Linked DNA regions of Homo sapiens: region 1 is linked to region 2. A link is a contact called in ENCODE Hi-C or POLR2A ChIA-PET data. All regions are on one chromosome and are shown on one strand. The core of a region is the stretch at or near the end of the contact, and the rest is flanking DNA. Distances in the headings are between cores, read along the strand shown. Region 1 has its middle 100 kb from the start of LIPC. Region 2 holds the start of SLTM (SAFB like transcription modulator).

The links. A loop is a pair of places that touch in the nucleus more often than their neighbours do. ChIA-PET counts read pairs that join two places held with the same protein, here RNA polymerase II (POLR2A). Pooled maps may share reads with other maps.
Region 1: a map of gastrocnemius medialis shows a loop between it and region 2 (11-fold over the local background). The contact joins the enhancer-like site here to the promoter of SLTM in region 2. A Hi-C loop is called at or near these places in 5 of 168 maps with a recorded cell type or tissue (PC-9, ascending aorta, chondrocyte and 2 more), 2 of 37 single-sample maps with no recorded cell type and 15 of 50 pooled maps. POLR2A ChIA-PET finds 5 or more read pairs at or near these places in 1 of 52 experiments (IMR-90).

Annotation. Positions count from the first base shown.
Region 1 is chr15:58,327,634-58,333,817 of GRCh38, forward strand. No RefSeq gene overlaps it. Among named protein-coding and RNA genes, the nearest start is that of LIPC, 100 kb to the right of the region's middle. RefSeq lists enhancers at 4,241-5,440, 4,597-4,891. Within about 2 kb of position 4,643, at least 36 of the 41 ENCODE cell types and tissues checked have a DNase peak (open chromatin) inside an H3K27ac peak, as active enhancers do; they include IMR-90, PC-9, ascending aorta and 2 more, where a contact is called at or near this core.
Region 2 is chr15:58,931,978-58,938,370 of GRCh38, forward strand. It overlaps SLTM (SAFB like transcription modulator), which reads right to left and starts at 1,702. Exons shown (of 21, transcript NM_024755.4): 1 at 1,427-1,702; 2 at 379-466. The coding sequence starts at 1,588. RefSeq lists silencers at 1,059-1,318, 1,689-1,868 and enhancers at 1,369-1,608, 1,899-2,038, 2,059-2,148.

The sequences.
Region 1 (6,184 bases), core at 3,393-5,892, 600 kb before region 2:
ACCCAGGCCAGAGCACAGTGGTATGATCATAGCACACTGCAGCCTCAACTTCCTGGGTTCAAGTGATCCTCCCACCTCAGCCTCCCAAGTAGCTGAGAATGTTGGCACATACCTCTAGGCCCAGCTAATTTTTTTATTTTCTGTAGAGACAGAGTCTCACTATGCTGCCCAGGCTTATTTTTGCTTTTGTTTCCTATACTTTCTAAGTCTTACTCATAAAATCTTTGCCCAAAACAATGTCAATAAGGTTTCCTCCTATGTTTTATCCAAGTAGTTTTACAGTTTCAGATCTTACATTTAAGTCTTCAATTCATTTTTTATTTGATTATTGTATACGATGAGAAATAAGGGTCTAGTTTGATTCATCTGCATATGTATAAGTAGTTTTCCCAGCACCACTTATTGAAGAGGCTATGCTTTCCTCAATATATGTTCTTGACACCTTTTTCAAAAATTGGTTGACTGTAAATATGTGGATTTATTTCTGAATTATCTATTCTGTTCCATTGGTCTATAGTCTGCTTTCATACCAGTACCATTCTGTTTTGGTTATTATAGCTTTGTAGTATAGTTTGAGGTCAAGTAATGTGATGTCTCCAATTTTGTTCTTTTTGCTCAAGATTGCTTTAGATATTTAGGGTCTTTTGTGGTTTCATTCAAATTTTATGATTACTTTTTCTATTATTTGAAGAATGCCACTGGTATTTTGATAATGACCACATTAAATCTGTAGATCGGATTTGGGAAGTGTGGTCATTTTCACAATATTCTTCCAATTATAAATATTGGACATCTTTCCATTTTTCTATGTCCTTTCCATTCTTTCATCAGTGTTTTATAATTTCCATTGTAGAGATCTTTCATTTGTTAAATGTATTTCTAGATATTTTATTTATTTATTTGTAACTATTTCAAATGGGATTGCTTTTTAGCTAGTTTATTACAGGTGTATAGAGATGCTGGTTTTTTTTGTATAATGATTTTTTTATCTGCAACTTTACTGAATTTACTTATCAGTTCTAAGAGTCTTTTGGTGGAGTACTTAGGTTTTTCTATATAGGAGATCCTGTCATCTAAGGATCTGAATACACATTTATCAAAAGAAGACATAGAAATAATTAAAAAGTATATGACAAAATGCTTAGTATCACGAATTATCAGAGAAATACAAATCAAAACCACAATGAGATATCATCTCACCCCAGTTAGAATGGCTACTATGAAAAAGACAAAAAATAACAAATGTCAGTGAGATTGCAGAGAAAAGGGAAGTCTTGTACACTATTGGTGAGAATGTAAATTAGTACAACAATTATGGAAAACAGTACAAAAGTGCCTCAAAAAACTAAAAAATAGAAATACTGTATGATTCAGCAATCCTACTACTGGATTTTTACCCAAAGGAAAGAAAATCTGTATATCAAAGAGATATCTGCACCTTCTTGTTTATTTGCAGCACTATTCACAGTGGCCAATATATGGAATCAACTGTGTTCATCAACAGATAAATAGGTAAGTAAAACGTGAGATACACACACACACACACACACACACACACACACACACACACACACACACACACAATGGGATATTATTCAGCCATAAAGAAGGATGAAATCTCGTCATTCACAGGAACATGGATGAGCTGGGAGGACATTATGTTAGGGAAAAAATGTCAGGCACAGAAGGATAAATATTATGTGTTCTCACTCATACGTGGGAGCTAAAAACATTGAGCTCATAGAAGTAGAAAGTAGAACTGTGGTTCTCTGAGGGTAGGAAGAGTAGGAGGAAGGGGAAAATAGGGAAAGTTTGGTTAATGGACACAAAATTACAGATAGTTAGAAGGGTAAGTTCTGGTGTTCTACAGCACTGTAGGGTGACTGTAGTTAATAAAAATCTATGGTGTATTTTCAGATAGCTAGAAGAAAGAATTTTGAATGTTCCTAACACAAAAAAATGATAATCTTTGAGGTGATGGATATGCTAATTACTCTGATTTGATCAGTATACATTGTATATATGTACAAAATACTCCTGTGTCCCCAATAAATATGTACAATTATTACATGTCAATTTTATGTGTTTAATTAACTAATTAATTAATTAGCTTTAAAAATGAGGAAATGGAAGCTTTGAGAGGGTAAGCAACTTGCCCCAGATCACGCAAGTCGGGAAGGGGCAGGACCTGAAGTCTACCTTCAACCACTATCCTCCTTTTGCCAAAATAAAAAAAAAGACCGGAGAGGCCCCAGGGAACTGTAGCCTGAGCCTGGCCCTGAATGCCCATCCTGGCTCCTGGCCTACAGCTGCCTTCTCAGGCAAGTTCCCCTCTCTGACTGTGACCCAGTTTCTTAATCTGCAAAATGGAGAAAATGTGACGTCCCCTTCCTCGTGCACAAGGTTGGGATGAGGACCAGATGAATCACAGACATAGACATCTGTCAATTGTAAAATATTGTTTGATGGGCCTATAGTCTATGCACTTGTGTCTGAATGAGGAGAAGATACTCCCTGTGGTTGGCCCACGATGATATCAAAGGCAAAGGTCACAATCTTCCAATCAATCTAGCCCAACAACCCAGTTAATCAATTCTACCTCAGACGTACTTCCTTGTGTTTACCTTTCTCTGGGAACATCAGCCCAGCCTAGTTCCCAACCCCTGCCAGACCTGTTCTCCCCCAGCTGAGGCCACCAGATCTGTGCCTGCAGGCCAACCCCCTCCCTGCTGGGCTGGCCCTAACCGAATGCCCAGTGTGGGAAATTGAATCCTTATCCTGTTCCACCACTTTAGAACTAGAAACTGCCTTGTTCTTGGCAGAACTCCGCCTCATTGCCGGGACTGGGGTCTGGCCAGAGGCAGAAGCCTGAAATCTGATGCTGCTCCCCAGCTTTGGACTTCTGAGAATCATCCAGCCCCGAGAATTTCTGGCCACCGAACCCTGTCCACTGTCCTATCTGCAGCCTGAGGCTGACTACCTGCTTAGACAGTCCGCTTTTCTTAAAAGCACAAACCTACCTGCTCCTGTGTGCTGCTCCCCAGGCTACTCATCATCCAGCAGCCTTAGCTGGGCTCCCCCACCCCCTGTGTAACACCTGGACATCCACCAGTGCCTGCCCCCTCCAAAGCCTTTTTTTTTTTTTCTACATCCTTCTTTCATATGTACACATTTCCCAAGATTTCACACTGATGTAAATTCTCTTTTCCGGATATTCTGTCCTTTGGCAATCTCACCCACTTCTGGGGTTTCAAGTAGCAGCCTAGGAGGAAGAGGCCCATGAATATAAGGGTCATTTTCAAGTTAAAATCACCAGAGCCCAAGACTAATGGGCAGGAGAGGGAGGAGACAAGGTGGGAGTTGAGAAAAAAGCTGAGCCCCGAGGAAGCTGGCCCCTCCCCACAGCTGCTAAGAGAAAGACCCAGGCTCAGTCATCTCTGAATCCTCCCAGCCTTGGCTGCACTGCCACGTATAGATGGGTACAGAGTCTTTGCTGGATGAATGAGTGAATAAATGAATGGCTGCATAAACAAGTTGCTACTTACCTCTCTGGATCCTAGTGCATTTACTGAAGCTGTCCTCCCTCCTGAAGTGGGGCATACACGAGGCCAGGAGAAGGGGTTAAAGCCAACCAAGTCCAGGGAGAAACCCCTAGATTTCCTGCAGGATTTGCACAGGAACGTGTTGCAAGGTGTCTCCTCCGAGAATTCACTGAGTCCCTTCAGGAGACCCACAGAGCATAGAATGGGCCCCCAGACTTTGGAGCAGCACCCGGCTCCTACTGTCTCCCTAGGAGACCGTGGGTCCCACCAGCTTTTATTTTCTATTCAGCAACACTATTGCCTATGTTTATGGATAGGACTGTGTTGAGCAAGAGTTGACCTTTATTATCTTAATTCAATCTTCCCAAAGACCTTCTGAGATAGGTACTTTTATTTTCTTCATTTTACAGATAAGGAAATTGAGGTTTAACTATGATCCCATAGCTAATAAAAGTGACAGAACCGGGTTTTTTTCTTTTTACTGAAATGGTATTATTTCATCAGAATTTGCCCACATGCTCAACACTGCTGGAATGTGTTATTTTGAAATCTGACAATGAACTACAGAATGGTAAAAGCGGAAGAGCCTTTGAGACAAATTAGTCTAGCCCAGAGTAGGGAAGAAAAAGAGAGGGAGGCTCAGCCTGCAGGCTGCAAACCCTCCCCTCCCTGTTTGTCCTGCTCCTAAAATAAAACAGAACAAAAGACAGGAAAGTCACTAGATTAGAGAATTCAGCATCTCCCTCCTAATTCCCTGTGATGTGATAATTCTAAGACCCACTTCCTGGAGCAAGAAGAAGCTAAGATCCCTCAGCCTGGCTGATGTGGTTTTGAAAGTGGAAGAGGGCAGGAAGTGTTGTGGTCACTCCCACCCAGCTGTGGGCCTCTTCCCAGAGCCCTCCTCACCAGATGCTGCAAACTCAGACTGCAAATCCAGAAGCCTGCAGCCTTCCGGGGATTGGCTCCCTGCGAAGATAACCCTGTCCTTCAACAAACCCTCGCTTCCTATTTGCATTCCTAATTGGCATCTTCTATTGCTTTTCCTGGTGACTTCATTTTTCACTCTTGGCTAAAAATGGGTCTCTGATGATTTATTCTATCCTGGGTGTTGACAAGCTGAAGAAGTTGTGTGGGGCCTGCTGCCAGTAACCCTGGGTGACGAAGCGTGACTCACCACTCCGAGGTCAGTGGGGGGATGGAAGGCAGGGGAGTCAGCTGACAAGATCTGCTGCTTTGTCACCAGGCCTTCTGCCCTCTTCCATGAGGCAGCTACACTCTAGGAAATGTGAGACGCCCCAGAGCCCTGTGAAGGAGACAGGACAGGCAGCCCACAGGTCTGTCACATCTCAAGGCTGATTCTCTGTTTTGTTTCCCACCCCCAGTGCCAAATGCTAAGCTGCGTTTCAGAGACAGCTCTAAAAGGGAACAAGTACCCAGCCTTCCCTGAATCCCCCAGTCATATTTTCACATACACACAAAGGAGCCTTAGAGATCATTTAAATCAATCTTCTCATTTTCTGGAAAAGAATTTGAGGCCCAGAGAGGTCAAGCAACATGACCAAGGTCATAAAGTGAATTAGAGGTGGAACTGGGAATAGAACCTGGGTCTTCTGTCTCCCAGGCCCTCTGCACTGTCTACTCACCACACTATCAGGAGAATCAGACTTGTGCTGCTGAGTGAATGGGGCCAACTCTCTCCTCCATGAATGGAGGCAACAAGGGCAACCTTTAAGGAGAGATGACTGCTGGAATTTCAGCTCTGCCCTTTGTTCTTCTCTCAGAGGGGTTCTGTGTTTGGCAGACTGTCCCCCCTCTACCTGCAGGGATCCCTGCAGTCCTGGGGGATTGGGGTTAAGCTTTCTCTCTCCCAGAAAACATAGATCACTCTGAAGGCAGTTACAAACTGAGGATGATCCACAGATTATTTCTTGGCTAAGACAAGAGGAAGTTGTCTTAAATAAACCAGTATGAGAGTTTATTGCATTCCATCTGGGTGCTTGATGATCCCATGTCCCTTTTTCTCTCTGTTGACTTTCTAAGTAAACAATTTGTTAGCTCAGAGATGACTCAAATTCATAGAATCAGTAAATGAGAAAGGACTACAAAGTTCCCCTAGTCTGAACCCCCTACACTCAGCCAGTAACCACCTCTACAACATTTCTAGATTGACACTACCCTCAGCTTGAATGCTGAGAAGGATGAACAACTCTTCCTCCCTCAGTGATAGCCCCTTTTTTGCAGGATAGACCTAAGCAGTAGGCGTCAGCCATTCTGTGATGCCAGTTTTGCCCTTTAGGTCAAAATAAAGCAAGTATTTTCTCTTCTTTGCACCACAACTTGTGTCTTTGCTCATGACTTACAGGACAAGCTAAAACAGACAAAACCATTCTTGACCCTCAAAGGCTGAGTGTCCCACTGGTGGGCTAGACAGGGCTCTTACTCAGTTTTGTGTTACCACATGATTACCATGAGTCTTTACAAAACCCTTGCCCACCTCCCCTAGAGAAATTGAGTAAGGAAGAATGATGAGTGCCAAACCTGTCCATTTGCTTCTTGCCAGCAATTCCGGTGAAAGGTCTGACTGAGGAAGAGGCTGAACCCATCTGAGGTATTCTATAATTAGCGTCTTTCTTCCTCTCCCA
Region 2 (6,393 bases), core at 452-2,951:
AGCAAGGAGGCAAGGTAAAAGATTTGGTAGGAATTCCATCAAAACTCTGCCAATTGTGGGGCAAGGTAGACATGTGTTAAACTGTATTTTATTCAGGTCTTCACACTATGAAGCATCATTACACAACTTGACTTTGTAATTTTTTCCGGAAGCAATAAAGAACTGTTCTCACTTTCTAATCAGCTTCAGCCGAATCTTAAGGGCTACAAGTCACCCAAAGCCTGGCAACAGTAACTTTTCTTCCTTGACCCAAGAAGGCAGACTGCCAGAGGGAAATAGCAAAGAGTAGCACTATATAAACAGGGCAAGAGGCACAAGAGCAGAGGCAAGTTATATAACCAAAATATATTTTAAAACATGTTCATAACTCGTAACAACCTTTGCCTTTAGTTGGTTTCTTGTTTGGAGTATCAGTTGAAACAGTTAATTCAATATTATCTGGATCGCCTCCTTCCTCTTCAATAGCCTACATTAGAAAGAGAAGTTAATATGCTACACAATCTATCTAAACTTATTTTATAAAAACGAAATGAAAAAAAATTTAGCAAACCTCAAGCCTCAAGACATTAGAATTGCCAGTCATTTCATCAACCGACTTCAAAAATGAGCAATTAAACTACACGAAAGAGTGAGAGAAACTTTCAGGGGAAAAAAATCATTAGGTATCAAAATCGCAAGGAGTTTTAAATTCTACCGTGTCAAGATAATTAAATATCACATCATACTGGCCAAAAATCCAAATATGTTCTATTGCAGAAAAGTTGCTAGCTACTAAAGTAAATAACTAAAAAGAGTTTTCCTAGTTTCTGTAATGCAAACTTACTGCTCCTCTGCTACAATTCCAACGCTCACTCAAACCAGAAAGCTAATCAGGAAAGAAAAAGTAATTATTGCGCTGATGCAAAAACTAAAAGCCTAGTGGAAAACAAAAACTCTGTCACCCACCCATCAACTCCCACTACCAATTCCCCCTCAAGATGGGGAAGAAACGGTTGGGCACAATTAAACGGTAACTTCGCAGAAGTCACCAAAGTAACCATTCCCTCTGAGGCCAAGAAATGCACACGCTCACCATGGCTAAAGGCTGGGGAGCCAGCGCCTCCCAGGTCTCCGCGATCGCCCTTGGGAGGCCGCGCCGGCCGGCCGCAACCCTCGCAGCCTGGCGGGGACGTCCCGGGGAGGCGGAGGCACGCTGGGCTGCGGTGGCCGGTCCCTCGCAGGCCCGGCCCGGCCCGGGGCGCGGGGCGGGGGCACCGCGGAAGGGTCCCCGTCCTCCACGCTCGCGGGAGCCGCCCCTGGCCTCCCTACCATGCCGTTCCGCAGGTCCCAGCGGCTGCGGGCAGCCGGAGGCTGCGGCGGAAGCGGGGCGCCGAGGCGCGGCCTAAGTTCCCCTTCCCGGTCCTTTCCGGTCCTCGCCGGGCCTCACCTGCTTGAGTCGGGAGATGAGCACGGTCTTGACTCCGGTGATGTCTAAGTTCCGCCGCTTCAGCTCGGACTTCAGATCGATGACCCGCAGATCGGTGATCTTTTTACCTTCCGCCTGACCCGAGGCGGCCGAGGCTGCCACCGCACCGGTAGCGGCAGCCATCTTAGAAGAGCAGCGCGCTGCCGAGGCAGCGAGTGGGCTGCAGGGCGGCGGCAGCAGCGCCAACTTCCACCCAGGCCTCGGCGGCCGCCGGCGCCGCGCAGCGCTGCGCACAATGAGCCGCTGGCCCCTCCCCCGGTCCGCCACCCTAGCGCAACCTGCAGCAGCAGCCGCCAGCACCCGGATGACGGCCGCGCGTGCGCGTTGGCGCAGGGACCGGCAGCGGCGCGCTCGGTCGAGCGGGCCGCGGCCACTTGGGCGGTGCGCTCCCTTGTGTGGACTGGGAGGTCGGGCACGTCCTACCGCAGCAACGTCCGCCGCGCCGCCGTTCTCTCGTCGCTTCGTTAGCCATTTTCTTGCAACGTCTTGAGTCTTGAGCAACAACGATGTGCGGGCACTGAATGACATAGTGCGCGCGTTACTCAACACAAACCGAGGGGGCGCGTGCGCGCGCTGAACCTCTCAAGGAAATACTTTATCAGTTCTGCTGAATAATCGAAAAATTGTCGCCGGTGTGCACCAACGAACTAGGTTCCCCGAGTTCCATTCAAAAGACCTCAAAGCAGTTCTAGGGCTGTTAGTCCAAAGAATAGGAAGGGCTGGCCTTTGACACATGGCTCATTGGCTGTCTCAGGAGAAAACATCATCGCCCTGCCCATGGCAGCTTAGGTTATTCTAGGGCTGCCCTTCCTCACTTGAAAAACAGGAAAACTTCTTTCTTGTTGGCCTCAGGTTTGCTATCCTCCCCGGTAGACCTGATGGCTCAACACGAAATTGTTCAATGAAAGAGAAAACTAGCTTATAAGTACTTGTTGCCGTTATCATATACTGTGTTCACTATTTTGCCCCCCAAAATTTGGGATTCCAAGAACAGTGAGCATCTTCTTATGGAGGATCGGCCTGTACAAGTGAGTACCTATTTGTAATTTTACCTTGTATTATTCATTATCAAAGTGCAAGCATTGATAAAATAAAACGATTCTATAAATTCCATAAGGTGATTATGATGCACAATTAACTATACTGTATTTCCTGGTTTTACAACTTAAATTCCTGAGATCTGACTCACTTTAGGTTACTTTTTCTGATTGGCTCAAAAAAAAGGAAGACTGGACATTATAAAAGAATACCTGACATTAGGGTAGTTCTTTACAGTTTATAAGGCACTTTGACGTACAGTAACCCCCTTAATCCTTCCCAAGTCTGTCAAGTAAATCTCCGTGAGGCTTAGAGAGATTAAATGACTTGCCCATGTTCACACAGCTGGTATGTGGCCGAGCTGTGCTCAAATCCCAGGCTCCTGATTCCAAATCCAGCTCTGTCTCTGCTACAACATTGGATTCACAATAATAGAAGTTTAGAATGCAAGACTCCTTAGAAATCTTCTGGCCCATCACTTGAGGTCAGGAGTTCAAGACCAAACTGGCCAAGATACAGGGTTTAGTAGAAACCCCGTCTCTACAAAAAATACAAAAATTAGCCGGGTGTGGTGGTGAGCACCTGTAATCCCCGCTACTCGGGAGACTGAGGCAGGAGAATCACCTGAACCCGGAAGGCAGGGGTTGCAGTGAGATCCGGCCGCTGCACTCCACCCTGGGCAACAGAGCAAGATCCTGTCTCAAAAAAAAAAAAAAAGTCTGGGTGCTGTGGCTCATGCCTGTAATCCCTGCACTTTGGGAGGCTGAGGTGGGTGGATCACTAGAGGTCAGAAGTTCAAGACCAGCCTGGCCAACATGGTGAATCCCCATCTCTACTAAAAATACAAAAAATTAGCCGGGCATGGTGGTGCATACCTGTAATCCCAGCTACTTGGGAGGCTGGGGCAGAAGAATCGCTTGAACCCAGGAGGCGGAGGTTGTAGTGAGCTGAGATCACGCCATTGCACTCCAGCCTGGGCAACAGAGCTAGACTCCGTCTCAAAAAGAAAAAAAGAAAAAAAAATCTTCTGGCCCAGCCCTCAAGATTTTAAGAGATTTATCTGGGAACTTACAGTTACACTCTCTCTTTTTTTTGTTTTTGTTTTTATTTTTATTCTTTTGACAGGGTCTCACTGTGTCACCCAGACTGGAGTGCAGTGGCGTGATCATGGCTCACTGCAGCCTCAACCTCCCAGGCTCAAGTGATCCTCCCACCTCAGCCTCCTGAATAGCTAGACTACAGGCGCCTGCCACTATGCCTGGCTAATTTTTGTATTTTTTGTAGAGACAGGGTTTCACCACGTTGTTGCCCAGTCTGGTCTCAAACTCCTGGGCTCAAGTGATCCTTCCCCCTCAGCCTCTCAAGTAGCATGCCAGCACACCCAGCTAATTTTTCTTTTCTTTTCTTTTTTTTTTTTTTTTTTTTGTAGAGACAGGGTCTCACTATGTTGCCCAGGCTGGTCTCAAATTCCTGGTCTTACACTATCCTCCTGCTTCAGCCTCCCAAAGTGCTGGGATTACAGACGTGAGCCATCACACCTAGCCCGAACAGGCTTTTAAACCTTTCCTACCTTGAAACATCTTCATTTGACTCAGCTATTTCCTTTTGACAATAGTTACATTATTGTGTACTTATCTTAATGAAAAGCACATAGGTTATATTAAATAGTGATGGGGAGATAAATCATATAGATGTCTCTCTGAAGATAATGAAGATGTTTGACAAAACACTTTGAAACTTTTTTTTTTTTTGAGATGGAGTCTCACTCAGTCGCCCAGGCTGGAGTGCATTGGCACAATCTCGGCTCACTGCAAGCTCCGCCTCCCGGGTTCACGCCATTCTCCTGCCTCAGCCTCCCGAGTAGCTGGGACTACAGGCACCTGCCACTATGCCTGGCTAATTTTTTTGCATTTTTAGTAGAGATAGGGTTTCACCGTGTTAGCCAGGATGGTCTCGATCTCCTGACCTCATGATCCGCCCGTCTCGGCCTCCCAAAGCGCTGGGATTACAGGCGTCAGCCTCTGCGCCCGGCCTACATTTTGAAACTTTTTAAAACATAAAAACCATAAAAGAAATAACAAGGTAATGAGAAATTACTGGGCCAAAATTTGAGAGAAGGCTGAAATCTAGAGAGATGAGACCACCATTTGGAATAAAAGAAGCTGTTTGCTAATGCTGAAAGACAGGTGAGATTTGAGCACCACTTTTGGGTGATTTAAGGGATAAAAGGTGGAGCCGAGTCTGCCAAAGGAAGGGGGCCTGATTTGCCATCCCAAACTTAGTTTTTTTGTTGTTGTTTTTTGGGGTATTTTTGTTTACTTTGTTTTTTTTGAGACGGAGCCTTGCTCTGTCACTCAGGCTGGAGTGTCGTGGCCCAATCTCAGCTCACTGCAACCTCCACCTCCCGGCTTCAAGTGATTATCCTGCCTCAGCCTCCTGAGCAGATGGGATTACAGTCATGCGCCACCGTGCCCAGCTAAATTTTTGTATTTTTGTAGAGACGAGGTTTCACCATGGTGGCCAGGCTGGTCTTATGCTCCTGACCTCGCTGTTCTCGAACTCCTGACCTCGAGTACTCTGCCTGCCTCGGCCTCCCAAAGTGTTGGGATTACAGGCATGAGCCACCGTGCCTGGCCCCAGACTTACTTTTGAGACACTAAAGGACTGCTCTCTAGAAGAAAACATGAACTTAGAGTAAGGAAAGCCTTGCAAAGACTGCAGCCATCTTGATGTCATGCTAATGACATGAAGTCATGTTGTAAGACCTAACGGTGTCATATTAATGCCACTGCTACCTAGCAGAAGCAAATGTAAATTATCCTTGAAGGGACATACAACAAATTACCTATGTTCACAAGTTGCTTTTACAAATATTTTTTAAATTACAGTGTCTAGGCCAGGCACGGTGGCTCACGCCTGTAATCCCAGCTCTTTGGGAGGCCGAGGCGGGAGGATCACCTGACGTCAGGAGTTCGAGACCAGCCTGGCCAACATGGTGAAACCCCGTCTCTACTAAAAATACCAAAAGTAGCCAAGCATGGTGACAGGCGCCTGTAGTTCCAGCTACTCAGGAGGCTGAGGCAGGAGAATCGCTTGAACCGGGTGGCAGAGGTTGCGATGAGTTGAGATTGCACCACTGCACTCCAGCCTAGGCAACAGAGCAAGACTCCATCTAAAACATAAATAAATAAATAAATATCTGCCTCTTAGGACACAGAATAGAGGATTGGAGAAGGGAGAAATTGGAGATATCCAGCACAGACAGTGAGGGACAGACAGAATTCAGAGAGAAATCCAAAATAATTGTAGTTGAAATTTCAGAAAGAAAAGAGAATGGGGTCAAACCAATCTCTGAAGAGATCATAGATGAAAATTTTCTAAAATTTAAGAAACATATCGATCCATAGATTCAAGAAGTTCAACAAAGCCCAAGTAGGATACATTTTAAAATCATGCAAGACACATCATAGTGAAACTACAGAAGAAGATCAAAGAGAAAATCTTAAAGGAGGCAGAGAAAAACATTAGATTGCCTTCATAGGAGCAAATATAAGATAAATGTTTACTTTTTTTTTTTTTTTTTGAGATGGAGTCTTGCCACTGGAGTGCAGTGGTGTGATCTTAGCTGACTGCAACCTCCGCCTTCCAGGTTCAAGCGATTCTCCTGCCTCAGCCTCCTGAGTAGCTGGGACTGCAGGTGTATGCCACCATGCCCAGCTAATTTTTGTATTTTTAGTAGAGACAGGGTTTCACCGTGTTGGCCAGGATGGTCTCTATCTCTTGATCTCGTGATCTCATGATCTCCTAGCCTCAGCCTCTCAAAGTGCTGGGATTATAGGCATGAGCCACTGCGCCTGGCTGAATGTTTACTTTTCTTTTTTCTTTTTTTG